Regions from separate parts of the Homo sapiens genome. Here region 1 is linked to region 2. Evidence: chromatin contacts called from ENCODE Hi-C or POLR2A ChIA-PET data. All regions are on one chromosome and are shown on one strand. Each heading gives the region's core, a stretch centred on a gene start or an enhancer-like site at or near the end of the contact. The rest is flanking DNA. Distances are from core to core; before and after follow the strand shown. Region 1 overlaps UMODL1 (uromodulin like 1). Region 2 overlaps LOC107985478 (a long non-coding RNA gene).

Evidence for each region. Hi-C counts contacts between places; a loop is a spot of excess contacts on that map. ChIA-PET counts read pairs that join two places held with the same protein, here RNA polymerase II (POLR2A). Pooled maps may share reads with other maps.
Region 1: a pooled map shows a loop between it and region 2 (2.2-fold over the local background). The contact joins two enhancer-like sites. A Hi-C loop is called at or near these places in 1 of 168 maps with a recorded cell type or tissue (ascending aorta) and 2 of 50 pooled maps. POLR2A ChIA-PET finds 5 or more read pairs at or near these places in 2 of 52 experiments (PC-9 and activated T-cell).

The regions. Positions count from the first base shown.
Region 1 is chr21:42,092,952-42,096,542 of GRCh38, reverse strand. The region is part of intron 6 of UMODL1 (uromodulin like 1); the gene reads right to left. Among named protein-coding and RNA genes, the nearest start is that of UMODL1-AS1, 14 kb to the left of the region's middle. RefSeq lists an enhancer at 2,661-3,166. Within about 2 kb of position 2,287, at least 9 of the 41 ENCODE cell types and tissues checked have a DNase peak (open chromatin) inside an H3K27ac peak, as active enhancers do; they include PC-9 and ascending aorta, where a contact is called at or near this core.
Region 2 is chr21:41,662,165-41,665,833 of GRCh38, reverse strand. It overlaps LOC107985478 (a long non-coding RNA gene), which reads left to right. Exons shown (of 3, transcript XR_001755103.2): 3 at 1-170. Among named protein-coding and RNA genes, the nearest start is that of LINC00111, 15 kb to the left of the region's middle. Within about 2 kb of position 1,444, at least 6 of the 41 ENCODE cell types and tissues checked have a DNase peak (open chromatin) inside an H3K27ac peak, as active enhancers do; they include PC-9 and ascending aorta, where a contact is called at or near this core.

The sequences.
Region 1 (3,591 bases), core at 1,038-3,537, 430 kb before region 2:
TAAAAGGGCACCCGTACTTATTTGAAAAGAACGCAGAGGAATGGTGTTTGGAAAGAAGTCTCACAGGGTACGGGGCTGGCAATGCATGCTTTACCTCTTTTAATAAGTATATTTACTCTTTAAATTAAGATGCCAGGGGGTTTTTGGATCACTGGATGGGGGACCTGCAAACCTGGCATTTCAAATGCTGTGAAGCCCTCCGAGGCATCTGCAGAAGCTGCCGTCAGTGACTTTTGCAACTAAGAGAGATTGCAAGCATTTGGGGTAAAAGAATCTCATCTAATCCAAAGAAATGCATTATCCCTGAGGACAATGTTCCCATCCAATATCTGTGTGGCCCTTTCTCCAGTGTGTTACCTTGAAGCATTTGGAATTGTCCATATTTGACCATGTTTGACCAATAAGGGCACCAATTTCTTATGGCTCAATTTTTTTTAATTGAGCTTCTACTATGCACCCAGCATCACCATAAACACTGAGGGAACAATGATGAGTTAAGGTCCACAGTGTCCAAGCTAACGCAGCATGCATTATAGCAGCGGTAGGAACTTGCAGGGAGCTATAAATTAACTCCCTGGTGTGAGCCCCCTGCAGTACTCCCTCCCATGACATCCATGTCACAAACCAGCCAAGCTATCAGCGACATGGTTACAGGTAATGTTTCCTGGGTACTGTGTGCACCAGCCATGTTATCCTATTTAGTCCTTACAGCAATCCCAGGTAATAAGTTCTTCTAGGATCCCCATTTTACAGAGGACAAAACTGAGGCCTAGAAAGGTCAAGTAGGTAGTAAATGGCAAAGCTGAACAATAGGAAATAGCAAAGTTCACTTGCCTTACTACTAAGCTTTCCTATCACCAGTAGCAGGCTGAATAATGAGCTTCAAAGATATCAAGTCCTAATCCCTGCAACCTACGACTGTGACCTTATTTGGAAAAGGAATCTTTGCAGATGTGATTCAGTGAAGTATCTTCAGATGGAAAGATAATCCTGGATTTCCCAGGTACACCCTAAATGCAATCACAAGTGTCCTTATAAAAGAGAATCGGGGGGATTTATACACAGACACACACACACACACAAAGGAGAAGGCGGTATGAAGCTGGAATAGAGAAAAAACAAAGATGTTGACCTTGAAGATGGAGTAGGGCTGGGCGTGGTGGCTCACATCTGTAATCCCAGAACTTTGGGAGGCCAAAGTGGGCGGATGGCTTGAGCCCAGGAGTTTGAAACCAGCCTGGGCAATATAGCAAGACCCTATCTTTACAAAAAACACAAACATTAGCCAGACGTAGTGATGTGTGCCTATAGTCCCAGCTACTTGGGGGGCTGAGCTAGGAGGATTAATTGAACCCAGGAGGTGGAGGCTGCAGTGAGCCGAGACTGTGCCACTGTACTTCAGCCTGAGTGACAGAGCAAGACCCTGTCTCAAAAAAAAAAAAAAAAAAAAAAACAGCAGAAGAAAACAAAGGAGTGATGCAGCCACAAGCCAAGGAATGCCGGCAGCCACCAGAGGGCAGAGAGGCAAGGAATGGATTCTCCCAGAGCCTCCTGGGAGCACAGCCCTGCTGGCAACCTGATTTAGGCCCAGTGGTAACTATTTCAAATTTCTGGTCCTCAGAACTGTGAGAGGATACATTTCTCTTGTTTGAAGCCACCCAGTTCATGGGCCTTTGTTAGGGAAACCCGGGAAACTTACATATCTACGAAATTTCACGGCAGCTGTTCCCGTGGCTGGACAGCACAGCTTGGAGAGTTTTCTTTGTGTTGTAAAACCAACCAACCAACTTCTAACGTGCTAAGGCCAATCTCTCTTTTGTTGGACAGACCTTGGGGTATTTTAAAACTGGAAATCTTCCTTCTACCCCCGACTCCTCTCTTCCAGGGTAGGCCCCTATAACTTGGTTTTTGGTTTTTCATTAGCCAGGACACCCTCCTTTGGTTACCCTTAAATGGGGACCCTTTTCAGTGTCCCCCTTAAATGTGGCCCTAGAAAATGATGCTCTTGACTCTGGGTTTGTATGACCCAAGGCCACGGCAATGCGGATAATCTAAACTTCAGGCCCCAGAGCCCTTGCTCCACAGCCCTCCCCAACCACAGCTAGGAACACAAGTTCAGAACTTTGCCTCTATCTGGGTAAAGCACCCTGGGTTCTCCACGTCTGACAGTCTGGCCCTTGTTTCTTCCCGGGCAGCCGTGACTCATCTCTGGTTCAGCAGGGAAGGTGCCGGGGATGCTGTTTCCCTTAGCAATATGCAATTGGAATTCACTCTAAACTGCTGATCTGGAAACACTGGATTAGTGTGTCCTGCCCTATTAGAAGTGAAGCTGGGGCCGCGCAGCCTCCCCTCTTTGTGTTTGGCGGTCGCTCGAGCGGCCCTGTATCCTGACGCAATCTGGCAGTTCACTGTGCCAAGCAACACGGCAGAGTGTGACTGCCAACAAACCTAACCGTAAATAGAATCTAATATTTTTCCGGATGACTGACCAGGGTAAAAATAACTATTTGGAAAATACCTGTTTTCCAACCTTCTGTGCTCACGAAAGGGACAGGATTCTCACCCTGGAAGCCACAGAGCAGGAATCTATAGACAGTTCTCTGCAGAGCTTAGTGGGGTGCCGTGGGATGTGGACGTGGCGCGAAGTTCTAAGTGGATCTCAAGGCCACGTGCTGCGGGGTACAGGAGTGTTCTCAGTGTTTTGCTGGCAGAGCTGGGCTGGAAATTTTTAATACCTGGAGACCCCGGGGATGACCACTGTGAAAACCTCTCTTTCCGTGATTGATCCAGGAAACGTTTGTGGAGTGCCTGCTCTTTGCGGGGCACCAGGGATTCATCTGCCAGTGGGTGGAGGGCAAGTCCGCTCTCCCCACACAGCCTCATTCTGATAGGAGGGGAACGTTCCTGGTGATGGGGGGAAGATCTGACCCTGGAGCCCGCCACATCCACAGCTGGCTCTGGGAACTGGTCCACTCCCCCAACCCCTCGCCCACAGGACAACGAGAAGAGCCAATCAGAACCTTAGGCTGAACACGGGGTCTCCTGCCTGCAATCCCAGCGCTTTGTGAGGCCAAGGAGGAAGGATCTCTTGAGGCTGGGAGCTTGAGAACAGCCTGGGCTACTCAGTGAGACCTCGTCTCTACAAAAAAATTTAAAAATGAGCCAGCTGTGGTGGCGCATGGCTGTGGTGGTGCATGCCTGTGGTCCCAGCTACTCCAGAGGCTGAGATTGGAGCCTGGGAGCTGGAGGCTGCAGTGACCGGCGATCACGCCACTGCACTCCAGCCTGGGTGACAGAGTAAGACCCTGTCTCTATAAAAAACAAACAATAAAATTAATTAAATAAATAAATAAACCAGAACCTTAGACTCCTTTTCCTAGTTGGGTTCTAGAACGCCAAATAAAATAATTCAACTCTTCTGGAGCTCTACCCAACTCTTGGTCCTAAGCACTCATGAAGGTTGGAAAGGGCATGGCGGTTTTCCTGAGTGCACTGGGACAAAAGGCAGCCCCCGAGGGCGGGGGAGAGCCCATCACACTCTCAGGCAGGTCCCCGCCAGAGGGCTCCTAGGGAAGACAGCCTTGGGACACA
Region 2 (3,669 bases), core at 195-2,694:
TGCAACCTGGTGGTTCCCTGTGCTCCGGAACTAAGGCAGAGCAGGGAGGGAGCCTCCCCAGAAGGCTGACAAGGACCCTGGGGGCTGTCACTCAGAAGACAGGGAAAACCTGGGGCAAGGGCTCCCGCCAGCGACATCGGTCAGCCCAGCGACAGCGCTCCATCCAAGCAGCCGCTGCTTATGTGCAAAATCACAAAGGCTGTCTGAGGACCCTGTCCAAGCAGCCACTGCTTAGGTGCAGTCACAGAAGCCATCTGCGGACCGAAAGAGCATCGAGGCCGGCAGCTTTTGCACTGTTTGCCTGCCTTTAGCAGAACAGCTCTGCCTTCTTTAGAGGAAGCTGCGAAGATGCTGATAGACCGAAGGCGGCCCCACATGATCCGCTGGGCTCCCCCAGCCCTGTCTGAGCCTGCAGGGGCTCCTGGAAGCCACAGCATGAAGCCCCCCCTCTGTCCCAGCATGTCTGCTCATGGGGAGATGGGGGCCCGTGGGTGAGGCAAGTTCCCTCTCACATTCCATGCCGGCCCCAGATGAGTCAGTTTAATCCTGTAAGCCTGGGTCCGGGCGCTGCCCCTTTCTGAACATAGCATTGGGTTGAAAGCCAGCCCCACGGTTCATTGACACATTGTTGAGGACTGCTTTCCCACGACAACAGCAGAGGCGCGTGACAGAGCGCAGCATGGCCCACAAAACTGAAAATGTTCAGGATATGCCTCATTCACAGAGCTGTTTGGCTGTCCCCTGCCAAAAACAATCAAACAACGGAGCTCCAGGGTGGATCCAGGAAGGAGAAGGAGCAGATTGGGCTGGGAGGGGCTGACAGCACCCGGTCGGGTTAGACATGGGTCGTCTGAGCCGCAGCTGAACCTGGCGTTGGAAATCTCCCGTCTGAGTGGCTTACTACACAGCTTCAGCACACTGGGCCTCCACGACCGGACCCAGGGGCTTCCTTCTGAGGAGTTATCTTCATATCTTGAAGTTGGTGGAGGGATCGCAAGACCCTTTTGCTGGAAGGGAGTTAAAGAGCCAGAAACCCTTCCGGCCTCTTGTCACCTCCTCTGATTTAGCACCTGCTGTTTCTGTGATATTTTATAGACTTACCTGACCTCCAGAAAATTCAAGGAGTTTGCCAGTGGGGGACTGTCAAGCTGCTGGAGAGGTGGTCGTCACGATTTAAGCCCGTACTCACACGCTTGCTGGATAAACAAGAACCCCCTCCCTCTGCGGGTGACACCCCCAGCGTGTGACAGTTTTTAGAATCAGAACTGCTGAGGGGCACTGTCAGGTTCCCCCGTAAGCAATTATACCCACCTTGGCCCTGCGGATTTCAGAGAAGACATGTTGGTCCCTTTGATTTTAAAAAGTCAATCTCTGCATGAAGACATTGAAACAAACAAGAGGGCTTGGGCATCAGCTACAGACATGCAGTGAGTCACAGCAGCACACTTTCCCGACCTTTGCCCCGCGTCTGACAGAAGGGAAGTGAACCTCTTTTGACACAGCCCTTGTGAAGTCCCCTTAGCTTTGTCGTGTTCTTTCCTGTGAGCAGAGCTCAAGGCACATGGCTTTGCCACTTCTGCAGCGGACCTTAAAGTGGAAGAACGCGCCTTCACATGCTGGCTGGAAATGCGAAGTTCCCGAACACCCAGACAGTGTTCCTGCCAGTGTCCTGGCTGGTTTTACAGTGTGAACACTGGGGCTTCTCCTTAAGTGTCCCGGCTTCAAGTCAGCCCTGCAGGTTTTCCTCCTCTGTGTGCAGCCTCTCCTGGAGGACCCTCTCATGCCTAGCCCCAGGGTGGATGAACACTGGATCCTCCACAGGGCTTACTCCTTCTCCAAGTGACCCTCCTGCCAGGGCAGCCCCTGTGCCCCATCTTGTGGTGACACACACACCTGGCAAACGTGAGTGTTTGGGGGCTCATAGACTACACAGAGCTCATTACAATTGCATCTTTTTGTTGTTGTTGTTGAGACAGAGTCTCACCCTGTCACCTAGGCTGGAGTGTAGTGGTGCGATCTCGGCTCACTGCAACCTCTGCCTCCCAGGTTCAAGCGATTCTCTTGCCTCATCCTTCTGAGTACCTGGGATTACAGGTGCCTATCACCACCCCGGGCTGATTTTTGTATTTTTAGTAGAGACAGGGTTTCACCATGTTGGCCAGGCTGGTCTCGAACTCCTGACCTCAAGTGATCCTCCCATTTTGGCCTCCCAAAGTGCTGGGATTACAGACGTGAGCCACCACTCCTGGTTGCATCTTTGATCCTCTAAATATCAATGGTTCCGTTACTGGTGCAAAGGAATGCACCTCTAAGGATAAACACTGGCAAGGTGTGTTAGTCTGTTCTCATGCTGCTGATAAAGACACACCTGAGACTGGGTAATTTATAGAGAAAAAGAGGCTTAATGGACTCACAGTTCCATGTGGCTGGGGAGGCCTCACAGTCTTGGCAGAAGGTGAAGGCAGGTCTTACATGGTGACAGCGAAGAGAGAGAAAGAGAGCCAAGTGAAAGGGGCTTCCTCTTATAAAACTATCATATCTCATGAGACCCTACCATAAGAACCGTGTGGGGGAAAACCCCATGACTCAATTATCTCCCACCAGGTCCCTCCCACAACATGTGGGAATTATGGGAGCTACAAGTGAAGATGAGATTTGGGTGGGGCCACAGCCAAACCATATATCACAAGGTGATTTGTTAGCCAAGCTAGATGAACAGGGGCTGAAATACTAGATGACATGATCATTGTCTCTGCTCTTTCCTGAGCATGGGCGGCCCCTCCAAAGATCACTCTCACCCTCCGGATCTCAGATCCAATATCACCTCTTCCGAGAGGCCTTCCTGACTACCGGACCCAAAGATGGGCTGCCATGCCCCGTCCCCAGCAGCTGCACCCGACGTCCTCACCATGTTGACTCTCTTGACGGCACAGAACCTGCCATCATTTTGGGTACTGGTGTGTTGTCCGTCTCCACCTGGAGGATGCCAGCTTCAGGGAAGTAGACATCACAGATGCATGGACCTTCAAGTCTGCAGTGCATAACACAGTGCTGTGCATAGGGAGGAGCCCCATAAATATTTGTGGAATGAGAGAAAGAAAAAAGGAGTGAATGAATGACTACAGGCTATTATCTATGTTAATGCAATTACCAGTAGCATTTTGCTGCATTGGGGTCCATTCATTCTCAGCTTCTAGTTTTTTCTCCTCCTTCTATCCTGCTGCAGATTGCTCCACCCACTGTTGTAGGTGAGCCCCTGTCCCACGGCAGGGCCACTGAACCTGGAAGCTAAATTGAAGCTGCCTCAGTTAGGAAGCAGATCTCAGATGCCATGTGGGACCAGAGACTTTGTAAGTCCCCAGGGGAGGTTAGGGACCATGCAAGGCTGACCCCATTGCTACAAACACCGAACGCCAGCTGCATCACGCAGCAGAGTGTCCCAGCCACAACTGCAGGGGGCCACTGGACCACCATGAGCCTGGGAGCCCTGGCTCTTGACAGAGGTCCTGGGGTGATGCCCGGGACCCTCCACAAGGGCGGGAAGCCAAGAGAGTCCTCTGGGGACAGAGGCTTTTGTAGGAGCCCAGAAACTTTGCATCCTAAGGGACGATGGCATTCCTCCTTGCGGGGATGGTGCAAAAGCTCAGGCTTGTTGGCTTATTTGAGCTG